Regions from separate parts of the Homo sapiens genome. Here region 2 is linked to region 1. Evidence: chromatin loops called from intact Hi-C (ENCODE). Cell type or tissue: HepG2. All regions are shown on one strand. Links, peaks and the distances in the headings refer to the core of each region. The heading gives the core; the rest is flanking DNA.

Region 1 (4,403 bases), core at 228-4,227:
TCTTTAAATTTTGAAGAAGTAAGGAAAATGAAATTATTGCAGATTTTTTTCTTGCTATTTAAATGTTAAGCCAGTTATATTAATATGGGTAAAAATAATAACTAATATTTAAAATTAATGTGTAGATTATCAATATACACTGAAATCTAAATCTTTACATTTTTATTTAGAAATATTACCTTTTAGAAAACTAAATATTCCTCCTAATAGGTACTTTGGTTTTTTTTTTACTACAAACTGTCCTGTAAGGTAAAGAATGTGAACAAAATATTTTTTTAACTGCATATATTTGTAAGAACAATTGCAAATTTCTATTTAAGCTAAATGTATGCTCTAGCACCCTGAAATTAAATTCGTAGTTATAAGTCTTCAAGGCTGTTTATCTTTTCCTTCCATGTATTTTAGACCAATGCCAGGATTCAGAGACTGGGACGTTTTATCAAATTGGAGATTCATGGGAGAAGTATGTGCATGGTGTCAGATACCAGTGCTACTGCTATGGCCGTGGCATTGGGGAGTGGCATTGCCAACCTTTACAGACCTATCCAAGTAAGTAGCTCTATTACTGCAAGTTGAGAACTGCCAATTGGGTTATAACAACAGGGCAGTGATTATTAATGCTCTCATGCCTAAGTTGGGGGTCTCCCCTCTTTCCCACCCTTTTCTCTTGTTATTATCTAATAATCAATTGAATTTTTGATTAAAATAATTTTTCTCTCTTCCTCTATCAAGTAAAAGGTAGAGAAGGCTATGAAAATGTGCCTGTTTATAATTTTACTTCTTAACTCTGTAAAATATTCTGTTAGGTTAAGACACTCTGGCTAATTTCATCTTATATCCATACATGGAAATAAAAACCACCAAGTGAGTTATGCTGGGAGTAAAGGTTTGGGGCTTTATATTATGATTCTTAACAGAGAAGCTGCATAGAGAGATGGCATGAAATGCAGCATAAGGTACGTGTTCATTCAACATGTCATCTAAGCTCCCTTTGCATCAAACTTTTCATTTGTTTGATCAGTTGCCACCAGGAACACAGTATGTTGGGCCAAGGGTTGAGTAACTTGGTCAACTCTCTGCCCACACAGTTCAAACACTCTCAAATGTTTATTGCTGGGTTTTTCCAGGTCACAAAGACATCATGCCTAGCTGTAGGTGTAATTAGTTCATTTGGGGGGAAAATTGCATTTAAATATTCACTGAGTGATTATAATAAAACATGTTAATAAAACATGAAAGGCTAATTAAAAGGCATCAGTTATTTGAGCAACTGCTGAGGTGCAAAGTCTCCAAAGTCTTCACTAACGTTTGACTGAAAATATGGCCTACATTCAGAAACAAAAGAGTTTCAGGGTGTCAGAATCTGCATGCGACAGAAATTAAGATTAACTCTGTGATAAAAGATTCACTGTGACAGAGAACAAGCTATGGGAACAACTTGGCCAAAGGTAGTGTTAGCCAAGCCTCATTCCTCCATTTCCTCATCTGTAATATGGGAAGATTGTAGCTGATTACCTTTAATGTTCCATCCTAAATACTAAACACCCAGATGCACCTTTTCTAGGAACTTGGAAGATTCTGCTTTTCCCAACCCTCAGACACTGTCAGTGCTGGGGAAGGTGACTTCACTTTTGAAGGCTTATAGCACAGATTGACCAACCTCCTAAATTGTATTTCTTGGAGGATTTAGGTGTAGGAATCACTTAATTTTTTGTAACTTAATATATATTTAAATCTGATTGTGGAAGTACTATAAGTATATGAATGGTTTGTTTGTTTATATGATGCAAATGATACTTAAATGGTAGAAACTTCTAAAAAAATGCTCTGTGGTTTCTATATTTATGATTGTTATTGGTGTTGCAATTTGCTGAAAATGATTTCCTTCTGAATGATTGAGAGAGATCTTCGTCTCTCTCAACATAAGGCTGTCCACATAGCTGCTTGCTGGAAGCATTTAGGTGGACATGTTGGAGATAAAATCTGGAAAGGAAGGAATCCTTGAGTATTGGAGTATTACATGTTGACCTTACTCCTACTCTTTAAAAAGGAGAACAGCAAGATCCCACTGAGCATAGAGGTGATTTCGGAGGGAAGAGATTGGAATTTGACCTCAGATATGCTCTTTGGTGCTTATCTGTATGTCTGGTTTGCTCCGTGGCCTAGCACGTAGGGCTTTAAGAGTGTGGTGAGAATAAGGGAACAGCAGATTACCAACAGATTGTCTCTGAGTCCTGCCTTGTTTGTTCCTCCTACAGAGAACTTGGTAGAGTTGTTCAAACTAGCAAAAGATAAGAGGCATTTGGTTTGTCAATAAGCAACTAGAAAAGCACAGATCTCAGCAAAATAAATAGAGAAAAAAAGGACTGAGTCAAAAAATCATAAATGTTTAACTTCTCCAAGGACACTACTATTGGAAATTATTCATTTAGACTTTATTTGAAACTAATTTTAAAAGTGTAGACATTGTACTATCTCCTTTTTTTGGTATCATCTCAACTATTTTATTGTTAGTTTATTCATATTGAATAAGAGAGGGAGTAAAGATTTCACAATGGCGATAGCTAGTATATGCCAATTAAGTTAATTTAAAAAGTTATACCAACTACCAGTAGCGAAAAAGGACTGTCAAAAGTTTAAATCTAAATAATGTAAAAGATGTCATAATTTTTAACTTTTCTGTCTTTAAAGGATACATAGTATAAGCTAGAGTAATTATACGTAGTATAAGCTAGAATATAGGAATTTAATTGATCTAAGAAATAACTGACACAAAGTCTCTTTACTTCCTGAACAAAAACATGCTAAATTCCATGCTGTTCAGTCCATTTCCTTTAAAGGTGGGCTATGCCACAGGGCTAGATTTTAAAACGTGGAATTTCACACCAGTGCTCGAAATCTTATGAAAGCAAAAGGGACCTCTGTAGTTGTACTCCACTTTGGCTTGAGTAAAAACCACTGCTGTACCCTTTTTCTTTCCTTTCCCTGCCCATTTTTATCCTCCTCCTTGTGTCCTTGTGGACATAGAAATATGATTAGGCTTAGAGGTGAACAGTAAAGGTCATTTATGTTATCTTTTCAAAACTTAATAGACATTTATCCATCATAAGCTTGTCCCCCCTCAAAATCATGATTGACAAGACTAAATAAAGTGTATATCAGGTGTCTCTTTATGGAGGAAATTGTAGTAGGATTTATTTAAAGGATCAATATTTAAATAGCCCTATGCCAATTATCATAAATAATTAAGGACATGATATTCCTAGCTTTCCTGATTTACATGGAAGTACGTTAAATAGTCACATCTCCAAAATTTTTCTTGAATAGTTGTCTTTAAAAATGTGTTTACATTTGTAAGGATCTTCATAAACAGAAGGGGTAATTCAAAGATAGGCATGGAATTGACTTATGCCAATTGATTAAAACAAACATCCTGTGTGTTCTGTGAAATACATACAACTTTAAAATGAAAAACTCATAATTTTATGCATGAATTTTGGTGTTCATGTGGCTTGGAAATATGTGCATTAAATGGAATTAAGATTCAAAGTATTTGCTAATCTTCAACCAACTTTGAATTGTTACTGGTGTGGAAGTGAGCATATTGTTTTAGAATTTCTGAATCTACATGGATATCCAAGTTATATATTTTTTCTGCTACAGAAAGCTTTGTTTTCCAAGAGAATTTAATGGCTTAGATAATAAAGTTTGAAAATCAATGTATTTTTTTTCCTAGAAGCTTTCAGAAAACTTAAATCTGTTAATAATCTGGTGAAGTGCTTTATTACACATACAAAATTTTGCTCTGTTTGACAGAGTGTCAGTTAGAAATTCTTGAAAAGGTTACTATAAGACACAATTTTTATTTCTAGTAATTTAAACATTGACTGACATCATAAAGATAGTGTTTTAAGAAAAGATAGTTTTCTGTTCTGCAAGCATAAATTTTCTAGCTATTTCATTATTATCTTAAATGGAGTTAACACTACTTAGAAATTGATGCTACTTCCCTTATTTTCCTTTTATTTTAAACAAAAGAACCAAAACCATACTTTAAATTTTGTTGATAACAGTGATATACATCAAGGTGTAGAAATACTGAATTTAGTATACACTTCATAAAGTCATTTCTGTTGACAACTGATTTTGGAAAAAAAATAAATTTAATCACTTAATAATTTGATGGATCAATGGTGTGATTTGGGAGTAAACTTCTTGAATAAAAATAAAACTTGATGTTTTTTCCAAACTGATAGACTGCTTAGACTGATGAGAAATAAAACTAGGTCTTTAATTATTACCTTTGCTATTTGTCTAAGATTCTACCCCCATTTAGAAATGTGTTTGTTTTACATCATCTCATATGGCCTTTGGAATGTTGTTTCCTTCTTAGGTAGTAGATT
Region 2 (4,403 bases), core at 71-4,070, 420 kb before region 1:
TATATTTAGACCTATTTATCATTGAAAAAAATCTTTAGGTAAATAAGACCAGTGAAGATTACCTGCCCATTAAGCATGTCCTTATAGTGTTTTGAAATAATTCATATAAAGGAGTGAGCGTCATACATTAAATTTTAATGACATAAATATATCTGATTTTAAGTAATCATTTCTTGTTGTTCTGGGCAAGTATCCTAGTTCCTGTTTCCTTTGGTCCTCTAAAGTTTTTTTTTAATGTTGAAAATTTATTTTAAAAAATATGGTGTATTGTTTTGTCTCAGCATGTCTATGCCCAGTTAAATAGGTTTTCATCAAAGGATGTTGGGAGCTGTTGTCTGAAGTGATGTCAAATTAAGTTCAAAAACATCAGCTTCAATACTGTAGCTGGGTTTTTTTTGTAGGCAAAAAAGACACTAAATGTATTAATTTCTTTCTCTTTAATCTATTTTGATATATGTGTAGATAGAGACTGGTTTTAGTTCAGAAAAAATAAAGTAACTATTTAGGTTAGGTAGTGTGGTCCTATGCTTTGCCTGATTTTAAAGGATGTTGAGTCTTCTCAGTTAAACATCTTGATCACTGAATTTATATCGAATGTATGAAAAACCAAGGGCTGGGCCATGCACAGTGGCTCATGCCTATAATCCCAGCACTTTGGGAGGCTGAGGCGGGCATATCACCTGAGGTCAGGAGTTTGAGACCAGCCTGGCCAACATGGTGAAACCCCATCTCTACTAAAAATACGAAAATTAGCTAGGTGTGTACTTGGGAGGCTGAGGCAGGAGAATCACTTGAACCTGGGAGGCGGAGGTTGCAGTGAGCCAAGATTGCACCACTGCACTCCAGCCTGGGCAACACTGTGAGACTCAATCTAAAAAAAAAAACAAAAACAAAAACAAACAAACAAAAATTAGCTGGATATGATGGCATATACCTGTAATCCCAGGTACTTGGGAGGCTGAGGCACAAGAATCGCTTGAACCTGGGAGATGGAGATTGCAGTGAGTCGAGATTGTGCCACTGCTGGGTGATAGAGTGACTGTCTCAAAAAAAAAAAAAAAAAAAAAAAAAAAGAAAAAGAAAAGAAAGAAAGAAAACCAAGAGCTGATAGCTACCAATGATGATAACGTCCATTTATTAAGTGCTCAGATGCTTTATGTATGTTTCATGAATCCTCACATGTGGCTCTATGAAGGATGATGCTATCGTCTCTTTTTTGTATGAGGGCCCTGAGACTGTGAAAGGCTAAGCAGCTTTCCCGAGGTAGTGAAGCTCAGGTTAGAACCCCATTTTCTTTACCTCTAAGTCACAGCTCTTGTCGTTACTCTATGGTTCTTGAACTTTCACGAACCAGTAAAACTGCAAAAAGCAAAAACAAAACAGAAAAGTAATTTTTTTACATGTCCAAATAAATAAAAAATAAAAGGAACTCTACTCAACATAATTTTATAAAATAAATTTAATTTTATAATATAATAATTTTATTATATTATAAAATGCTAGCATGTAACATTATTTTGCAGTACTTTGTGATTTTGGAAGGCCAGAAGTCCATGAATGTGTTTGATTCCTAACCTGGAGGAAACGCTTGCTTTAAGCATGTGTGTGGCTAGGGTTACATCACATCTTAGAACAAAGAACAGTTCTTCCTGGGAACAGCTGGTAACCTTACACCAACATACTTATATAAACACTGTGTTGACCTTATCTTCCTCGTTTTGTTGAAGACCAGTGAAAATTTTTCCATAGACCAGCGCAGGTCTGAAGACAAACCTTTGGACACCATGTAGAACAAAACTGTTTTCCTCATATGTGTTTTTTAGAGATAGGGAGACAAATGGGTAGGTATAGATTGCAATGTTCAATTTCACTTTCTAGACCTGTAATGTAAAACATGGCTTCTCCCCATGCCTATGCAGACTGCAGTAGTCCCTTGGTGTCTCCCATGAGATATGTTATCAGAAAACACAGCCTTTTCCCTATTCTTTGAGGCAATGGACTGAATTGGGTTTTCCTTTCTGCTTTATTGTTTTCACATGTTTGCCAACTCTCAACTGACCATTTTCTTTCACCGATAAATTTGAGGGAAATTATAGTCCCTGCACATAGAAGGCCAGAAGTGTCCCCTCAAGCCTCTAGAAAACAAAAAGGGACCGTTTCTTTCATCTCTGATCAACTAAAAAATTGAAAACAGGGCTGATTCCATCAATAGGAGCTGGAATGATAACTCCATGGCTAGGAACAACCACTGTTAATGTAAAAGATTAGTTTCCAAAGCTTATGTGAACATGAGGAACAGTTTTCCTCAGTGTCATTGTTAATTTAATGACAATGTTACTTACATAAGTGCAAACATAAAGCTGGGTGTAAAGGCTGATGCTTATAGCTCTTCTAATTATAAAACTGAAATAAATTTACAAACTGAAGAAAAAAACTCTAAAACCAGTAAAACTCAAATTAACAACATAAATTTGGTGTGACAGATGAAGTTTTGAGAAATTTAAACTGCTACTCACAGTGTGAATGTATTACTGGCTGTCATGGTACAGGTTTTGGAATTTGGCATGCTTATGCTGTTGCACAAGGCATTGGAGTGGCCCCAATTTCTCCACCACTTCTCCATTTGAACTATAGAGACCTTGGCACCTGAACCTCCTTCGCTTTCATTTGGCATAAAGTCATCTTTTATTTCACAAATCTACCTTTGTTTTTCTCTCATTTGCTTATGTCAATTAAAATCCTTATGCCTGTAACCCCAGCACTTTGGGAGGCCGAGGCAGGTGGATCAACTGAGGTCAGGAGTTCGAGCTCAGCCTGGCCAACGTGGCGAAACCTCACCTCTCTCTACTAAAAATATAAAAATAAGCTGGATGTGGTGGTACGTGCTTGTAGTCTCAGCTACTTGGAAGGCTGAGGCAGGAGATTCACTTGAAGCTGGGAGGTGGAGGTTGCAGTGAGCTGAGATCGTGCCACTGCACTCCAGCCTGGGTGACAGATCAAGACTTTGTCTAAAAAAAAATAATAATCGTACTTGACAATAAAGTGATCTTGAAGACAAATACAAAATGAAATAAAGTAGTTAAAAAACTCAGTACAAGATTCATTTCCTTTTTCAGTCTTCCGTGCTGCCTGATCCTAGAGAAACTGGAAGGGGCTGTATCTGCTTTATCTTTGTATCTCCAATACCTACAACAATACTCCAGCACATGGAAGACCCTAAACTGTATTTGTTGAATGAATGAACAGATGAATACAAGCCCTGATAGAAGGAAGTAATGGTCTGGTACAGAATGGGGTGCGAACTCATATGGAGGTAAAGAGAGTCAGTAAGCAATGCCGCCACAGCAGCAGAACAGTGGAAGATAATTTGAAAAAAAAAAATGGAGAGATATTTCTTTAGCTACATGTGGAATTTACCGATATGCTACTGAGGAAGGATTGATAGAGAATATCAGTGTCATATCCTGGTGCTAGTACTATATCATTTGCATTTTTTTTGTGTGTAAATGTATGGTAGTGTTATTTAGTAAACTATAGTTAATTCCATAATATAGCCTTTATTGTTATCAACAAATCTTTCTAATGCCCTTAAAAAATGCACCTTCAAAGGTAGGGAAATCAATTGGGTGTACTTAGTGGGGAATTAACTGGGTCTACCCAGCCGATATTGTCAGCATCTTGTTTCCTTAAGTATGTTAGTCAATGCCATGGTTTGAGGGGGGAGGTAGAGGTGATGGTCCTCCACGCATTCCAGGCTGGTGACATTTGATGGTCTTCCAGGCATCCCAGGCATGGCCAGACCCTTGGTTGGGAAACAACACTTTTTAAGAGAAATAATAATGTAGCAAAGAAAATGCCTTGCTGCTGGAGTGTAAGAGATGCGGAACAACTCACAGTATCTACTTTCCAGACTGTCCTCTGGCCCAGGTCCCATGGGCTTGTGCCTGAGTCTTAAGGAGAGGGGTCATTGGGAGCAGGAGGCAGCATTACTTTGTTATCCATGCCAAAGGGGAAGAGGAAATTCTCCCTTACTTAAAGAAGAGCAAAACATTGCATCAGCATCTCAAAATCAGCAGCTTTGGTAGTGCTGTGACTTTCGGTTTCTCTGAAAGTGTTCCTCAAAGAAGCCAGTATTTGAATTGTTTGCTACTCAGCCACGAAGAGATAAGAAGCCTGTGTCAGAATGCATGTGAACACGCTGCTTGCTTCCTAGAAGCCTTGCTTTGAAAAAGAAGGTCTGCCCATCCACATCATTTTGGCTGGTATGTCTCTGGTCTGCAGTTATTATTTTTGGTCTTTGCTCTCATGTAAATGGTAACGTCTGGCCTTGTTAATGTATAACTCTAGTCTCTCAGAGAGTACTGCCAATAAAAATTTTTTAAAGTTAAATTAGTTCAATCATT

What was found. Peaks named below come from ENCODE experiments on the same cell type or tissue, not always from the same donor. Only the 100,000 strongest peaks of a DNase experiment are listed, where the experiment ranks them.
Region 2: a loop joins it to region 1, with 4 times the contacts of the local background. A loop is called at or near these places in 2 of 110 quality-filtered maps.

Annotation. Positions count from the first base shown.
Region 1 is chr2:215,415,388-215,419,790 of GRCh38, reverse strand. FN1 (fibronectin 1) reads left to right here. Exons shown (of 46, transcript NM_212482.4): 12 at 406-549. Among named protein-coding and RNA genes, the nearest start is that of FN1-DT, 18 kb to the left of the region's middle. In HepG2, for the core only: no CTCF peak of the experiment used is centred there; DNase peaks (open chromatin) are centred at 1,040 and 2,190; H3K4me3 peaks cover 2,909 bases.
Region 2 is chr2:215,831,288-215,835,690 of GRCh38, reverse strand. The region is part of intron 1 of LINC00607 (long intergenic non-protein coding RNA 607); the gene reads left to right. Among named protein-coding and RNA genes, the nearest start is that of LINC00607, 10 kb to the left of the region's middle. RefSeq lists enhancers at 4,032-4,081, 4,102-4,181. In HepG2, for the core only: no CTCF peak of the experiment used is centred there; DNase peaks (open chromatin) are centred at 1,670 and 2,610.